Regions from separate parts of the Mus musculus genome. Here region 1 is linked to region 2. The links are chromatin contacts, found by Hi-C or POLR2A ChIA-PET in ENCODE. All regions are on one chromosome and are shown on one strand. The core of a region is the stretch at or near the end of the contact, and the rest is flanking DNA. Distances in the headings are between cores, read along the strand shown.

The links. A loop is a pair of places that touch in the nucleus more often than their neighbours do. ChIA-PET counts read pairs that join two places held with the same protein, here RNA polymerase II (POLR2A).
Region 1: POLR2A ChIA-PET joins it to region 2 with 20 read pairs in Patski. The contact joins the promoter of Zfp677 here to the promoter of Zfp51 in region 2. A Hi-C loop is called at or near these places in 1 of 37 maps with a recorded cell type or tissue (gastrocnemius). POLR2A ChIA-PET finds 5 or more read pairs at or near these places in 1 of 5 experiments (Patski).

Annotation. Positions count from the first base shown.
Region 1 is chr17:21,381,766-21,385,119 of GRCm38, forward strand. It overlaps Zfp677 (zinc finger protein 677), which reads left to right and starts at 1,983. Exons shown (of 4, transcript NM_172486.2): 1 at 1,983-2,255.
Region 2 is chr17:21,448,082-21,451,813 of GRCm38, forward strand. It overlaps Zfp51 (zinc finger protein 51), which reads left to right and starts at 2,293. Exons shown (of 5, transcript NM_009558.4): 1 at 2,293-2,340.

The sequences.
Region 1 (3,354 bases), core at 733-3,232, 67 kb before region 2:
ACAATGAGCAATGAGACTGAAACTGTAACAAAAATCCTCCCACCACCACCACCACCACCACCACATAAGATGACCAGAGGAGCAGATTGACAGGAGTTTAGCAAAACTTCAAAGAAGATCTAACCACAAAGCTATTTAAAGTACTTCTTGACACAACCAAGGAAGACTTCTTGACAGTTTTATCTGATATAAAACCATATATGATACAACTAAAAAGAAATTACAGACTGATGTGGTCATTTAACGTTTGTAATTATTGGCTATTTCACACATGCAGACATGCCCACACAAACACGAACACACAGTGTTTGTGCATGTGTCTGTGTGTGTCTGTGTGTGTGTGTGTGTGTGTGTGTGTGTTCGTGTGTGTGTGTGTGTGTGTGTGTGTGTGTGTGTGTGTGTGTGTGAAGTGCTGCTCACTCTCATCTGCCACTCTGCTATTCTAGTCCACAATCCGAAAAATTCTCTGTTGTGTTCATCTCTAGTCATATTACCTGGGACTCACTGAGATGAACCAGAGCCATTTGTGAGACTGTGTTTTTAAGGGCTATGTCCTGGAGCCTGATGTGCAGCAAGTCTAATCCTAGAGCCTACACATACCTGTGAATGTATTTTTCCTTCACCAAAGTGATTGGTGTCTCCGACACTTACTACTTTCATCTACTAACCTAGGTAGGCCTAGACCTGGATGCTTCTAGCCTCTGTACAATCCAAGCTAGGCCTAGAATATATTCAGCTTCTGAGACTTGCTGCTGAATAATCTCAACCATTTTTAGTTTTTGTTTTTGTTTTTGTTTTTTTCTAATCTCTTGCTGGCTGGTTCTTCTCAGCTGTTCTGGCTCAAGCTCTTCTCCAAACTCACTGATTCAATCTAGCTTTCTCTCCTTCTTGGCCTCCACTGATTGCCTCTACTTGGCTTCACACTAATTTTGGGAATATGTTCTGATCTTCTGGCTCTTTCTCACTCTCTGGCTTGTTCTTTCTTCACCTGTGTGTAGCTTGTTCCCTCTTCAACCTGTCTCTGTAAAACTCTCCTGATAAAAACTGCCTCCTTCCTCTCTTACTGCCCCTTACATATCTTCTCTTTCCTCCCTCTTCTCATGAGAGTTGGGCATATCCTATTTTGTCAGATCTTTCTCTGATTTCTCACTATGTCTACCCACCAATTAGACATCACTTTCAGACAAGGGAGCTTCCTTCCACAAACTAACTTTACCTTCATTGTTTGGGATTAAAGGGGTGTACTAAGGGTGTGTTTGTATTCCAGCCAGAGGGATTAGTGTGTGTTAAGGGCAGAGCTACACGATAGCACAATCCCAGATTCACAGTGTGATCAAATATCCTGCAACACTTGGACAATATCTGAGGGGAAAAGTGTGCCTTTTAGTTTTCCTAGATTGACTGTGGCCTTGTGTGAAGCTAGTACTTGTAAGTACAGTTGTTGGTTACTGGTTACAATCATATGGAGTCTAGAGAATGGTCTTTCCTTTTCTTTCCCTTATTTCTTAACACCTCTTCTTCCTCAGTATTCCCAGACCTATAGATGAGCTGGTTTAACGTCTTTTTTTAGGACTAGAGCTATATGTACCTTACTTGTTTTCTGCATCTGGGACAAGGAAAATCTCTGGATCCACCAGAAATCTGTTTTACCTCACAGCACCTTTAGCATGAGTCACAGAAGACAAACTTGTTTCTGAATCAGTACTGACAAGACCACCATCTAGTGGAGAAAGCAGTACATCGCGGGATGAATTCAGCTCGGGACTAGTAGCAAAGGGCTGACCACTGACTTCCCTCAATCTTTTCAAAATCTAAGATACTGATATGACCCTCCCTAAGGCAAAAATGCCTTAAGGAAAGACAGCCAGGGCTGGGGTGAGAGGGACTGTCTTCCACGGGGACGGGCGGGGCCGCTCACCCGGAAATAGAAGGTGGATGTCCATTGGGTGGTGGTTGCGGAAGTGTATAGAGTGGGCGTGGTTAGAGGTGTGAAGTAAAAAGATGGTACACTGAGTGAGGCCAGACAAGTTGAGCTGAAAAGGCTAAGTCCAAATGGCGAGGGCCCATTACCTGAAGGAGCTGTAGGTCTGCATCGTGTGAGATCGAATGGTGCGGAGCTGAGTATAGAAGACACAGGTTGGGGTCCTGTGAGGACCCAAAAACTCCCCTATGCCGCAGATGCCTTGAACATCCTGGAGTCAGCAGTCTGTGGCTCAGCCGGGGAACCGTAGCCCGGCGGGTCTGGAACCTCCCAGGTCAGAGGAGCTGCGGGGCTGGGAAACTAGGGTCTTGGTGGTGGTTATCCGGGGGGCGGGGATACTGCCTGGCCCAGTAAGAGGGAGAAAAGAGAAAAGTTGAGTGGAGTCTACAAAAGTAATTAAGGAAAAGAAAGCCCCGTCCTTTCCTATGTTTGTGGGCGCCACGTGACCAGAACCGGGGTTGTAGTGGGCGGGTTTAGAAGAGCTTCTTTAAAGATCAGAGCCCCAGTGACAACAACAACAACAACAACAACAAAAGGAGACACAGTTTCCTGGCTGCAGCCTAGGAGAGTCAGCAGTGCAGCACAGGAAAAGACAGCCAATCGAACCTGGAGCTTCCCAAATGTTCTTATTAAATAACCTAGAATATTTGAATTTATCTGTTGATATTTCAAATGCAGTTCACTTTGTTTAGGTGAAAAGGACAAAGCTCTTGAAATTTACATTCATCCATCCTAACTCTCCTGTTACACCCAAGGACTTACTTGGTGACTTGGCATCCCTAGAGAGCGTTTATATACTAGTCATAAAAGCAATGGCTGCAAATATAATAGAATCCAAAAGTGTGCACTAACACAACTGTTCAAACTGTAGGTTGTTGTTTTGTTTTGTTTTGTTTTGTTGTTGATACTTGACAGTGGTGTGACTGTGAACTTCTTCCAGGAAAAGGTGGAATGCCTTCTGAAAGGTCAGAAGGTTTTTATATAGAGACTGGATACTGCAGAATTACAGCAATCTGGTTTTTGTACGTGAGAATACTTTGCTTGCTCTCTCCCTTATTCATCTTCAGGGTCCTGGAAAACAAGTGTGCATTGTGTGATCCCTGCATGACAAAGTCTTGCTTGGTTCATGCTATATTAAGAATCTCACAAGTGTATAGTGCTGTCATCACAATCATTGAGTTCCATTTCTTCCCGTCAGTTTTAACTGAGTTGTGATTGAATGTGGGCTTCCAGTTATGCTAAATGGAAATGAGTTCTAAATATTTATATCACTATAAAATCCTCTCTTTATCTACTGAGCACAGTACTGTAGTAGAAATCCATGTGCTTTCTGATGAATCTCGTTCTCATGTACATGGCTCACTGATCACCCA
Region 2 (3,732 bases), core at 1,043-3,542:
CTATAGGGTCCCCTCCCCCCAACTTCAGTCCAATGGTCAGGTGTAAGCTATCCTGTGTCTGTCTCAATCAGCTACTAGTAGAGCCTCTCAGAGGAGAGCCATGCTAGGCTTCGGTCTTCTCCATTTTTGCCCCTGCATTCCTTTTAAATAGGAACAGTTCTTGGTCAAAAATTTTTACTGAAGGTCAGCAAGCCTGTCCCTCCACCTCTATCTACTGGAGGTAGTTCCCCCTACCCACTGTTGGGCATAAAATGCCATCTTTGAAACAACCCCACAACAAGATTGACAGGATTTTATTTCAAAAAACCAATTTCAAAGTGACTTAACAGCTACCACTTATTGATACAAAAGAGAAAAACTTCCTGACTCTTAACTATTACCTGATACTAACCCAGATTCTGAGCCAGTCTTGGTGGACCATCCCATTAATCCTAGCATTTCAGAGGCAGAGTAGGCTGACCTTAGTGAGTTCAAGGACAGCCTGGCTCTGAAAAGCAAAAACAAAATAAAAAACAAAAACAATCAAACAATTTAACAAATAGAAGTCCTCCACCCGATACTGATACAATTAAAAAGAAATTATAGACTGATGTAATTTAAAAACAACTTTGAGGGGCTCAGGAGATGGCTCAGAGGTTAAGAGCACTGTGTAGCCTTCCAGAGATCCTGAGTTCAATTCCCAACAATCACATCATGACTCACAACCATCTGTAATGGGATCCAATGCCCTCTCCTGGTATGCAGGTGTACATGTAGATAGAGCACTCATGTAAAAGAAATAAATATGTTTCTTTTAAAAAAATGTTTTTTGAACTGGGCATGGTAGCACACTTCATTAATAATTGTGTTACACAAAGAAAACCTTTCTCAAATGAATGAGTGAGTGAATGAATGACCTCCCCCAAGTTTTCTATTATTAGCTATTTCACACTTGCATATTGCATTTGTATGTCCACATCAAGTATTGCCCAATATTTTGGTATACTTTTGATATAAAGTACATATTCCACTCCTAAAACTCTGCTCTTCTGATTTACAATTCCAACAAACCTCTCGATTGTGTTCATCTCTATTCATATTGCCAGGGACCCAGTAAGATAGGAGCTATGTGTTGGAGCCTGATGTGCTCAGCACAAGATGACAACTAAAGGTAGTGATTATTCTCCTACAATCTATCCATAGCCAACCTCTGGGAGGTAAAGTGAGCTGTTCCAGTTCCTAGAATGACTGTGGTCTTGTGTGAGGCCAGTGAACATAAAGACAGCTGCTGTTGGTTACTGATTACAATAATTGTATGGAGTCTAGAGAATAGTGTGTCTTAGCCCATCCTCTCCTCTTTTCCTTCTTATATCCTAACCACCTCTTCTTTGGTGTTCACCAAGCTAGATGAACTAACTAGTAACTGACTATATTAAGACTAGAACCATATACCTTATTTTTTGCATCTGTGCAAGTTAAGGTCTCTGCATTCAACACTCCAGAAAAAAGGGAGGGAGGGAGGGAGGGAGGAAGAGAGAAAGAGATAAATAGATAAATAAATAAATAAATAAATAGAGGGGTGGAAGGAAGGGAGGAGAGAAGGAAGGAAGGAAGGAAGGAAGGAAGGAAGGAAGAAAGAAAGAAAGAAAGAAAGAAAGAAAGAAAGAAAGAAAGAAAGAAAGAAAGAAAGAAAGAAAGAAAGAAAGAAAGAATTGGTTTTTCTCACTTTAAGCATAAATCACAAGACTAACTCCTTTCTGAGTTAGTAAAATGACAGACCGCCATCTAGTGGTAACATCAGTACAGCACAGGATGAATTCGGCCCTGGGCGGATAGCAAAGAGCCACTGAATTCTTGAGACACCTATTTCTTTTCAAATTCCAAGTTCTTTAAAAGTCTCTCCCAAGTCAAAATTTTAGGATTTGCTTTTGGCTTCTCATGTTTGTGTTTTGGGGATGGGACTTGGGCTTCTGAATTTAGCCTGTGTTGTTGTTGTTTGGTACAAAGTATGTATTCCAGCGGCTGGAAGTCCAGGAGGTGTTAGGCTTCCGGTCATTTATCTAAATGGTTCTGAACTCACTATGGGGGTCAGATATCGGGGTGCAAAGTCCTACCAGATCCACTTCTGGTCTAGCTAGCAGCAAGCATGAGGGGAGGCTGGGCGAGCTGACAGCTGGGCCTGTGTGGAAGGCAGCCAGAGACAAAGTGGGAGGGACGGGTCTCCGCGGGGCAGGGCCACTCACCCGGAAACGGAGGGTGCAAGCACATTGGACGTTACCAGGAAGTGTAGAAAAGTGTTGAGTGGGAGGAGTTAGAGGAGTGACGTGAGCGGAAGCTGGGAAACTAGGTGAGTGAAGCCAGGTAAGTTGAGAACCAAAGCCAAAAGTGTTAACGACCTGTTCACGTCCAGAGCTCACGGCCCTGCACCGTAGGGAATCGCGTAGTGTAGACCTGGGATAGCAGAACGGGGAGGAATTTAGGGGAAGGTAAAACGCCGGCCAGCCGTGTGCCGCGCGGGGCATCTTGGGAGAGTCAGCAGCACAGCAGCTGGAACCATAGCTCAGAAACCTCCCAAGTCAAAGGAGCTACGGGGCTGGGAAGGGGCCGGAAGAGAGCAGGGCGTGATCAGTTTTTCTGGTGTTCATAAGTAAGCTGGCTCGATATATTTTAGTGCATATAAACTGAAATAATCCTGATGTGTTTTTCATTGACCAAATGATTGCCAAAATATTCAAAATAGTAGAATAGTAGAATATTTTAGTTTATCTACTGAAGTTTGCAAACCAGTTCTCTTTGTTGAGATAAAGGATAAAGCTCTTTAAATTTACTTACATCCATGCTAACTCCACTGTTATACCCAGGACATACTTGGTGACTTAACATCCCCAGAGAGCTTTTAGCTATTACTCATGAAAGGAATGGCTGGAAATGTAACTGAATCTCAGCGTATATTTGTTGCGAGTTTCGTAGATATAGTTGTAAATATAACTAGAAGTGATTGTCATCACTTCTTCCTCTCCTTCTAGTCTCTCACTCCTCCACTACCTTCCTCCCCCTATCCTACACCTTCCTCTCTTTATCCTCAGAGAAGGGAAAGCCTCCTGTGGATATCCACCCTCCTTGGCATATCAAGATGCAGTGGGATTAGGCACTGCACTGAGGCTATTGAGGCTAGACAAGGCAGCCCAGTTAGGGAAAGGGGATCCAAAGGCAGTCAACAGAGTCAGAGACAGCCTCTGCTCCAGTTGTTAGGGGACCAACATGATAACCAAGTTGCACATCTGCTACAGTTCACAGTTAGAAAGGACATTATAAACCAGTTTTTAATCCTTTAATCCCTGTATCCTATAACCCTTTAATCCTTTAATCACAAGCCTTTAATGCCTACACTTAGGAAACTGAGGCAATTGGATCTGGGAGTTCCTTGCCACCCTGGTACATAAAGGGAGTTTAAGGACAGCTAGAACCACAGAGAAATGTCAGTGGGAAGAGGGAGAAGGAAAAGGAAAAAAGAAATAAAACAGAAAAGGTATTATATTGTATATGATGGTACTATAAATCATCTTTCAAATAATTACTTTAGCTCTTCTATATCAGAAAAAAGACAGCAAAAGTATTTTGTCTCCTTAGTTCTAGAAAACCACTTTGTCCATGAACACAAACTGTTTTTTGGTTTGGTTTGGTTTAGTTTGGCTTAGTTCCTGTGTTTGTTTTGTCTGTGGCTTGAACCCATTGTGTCCCTCTGTCTGGCCC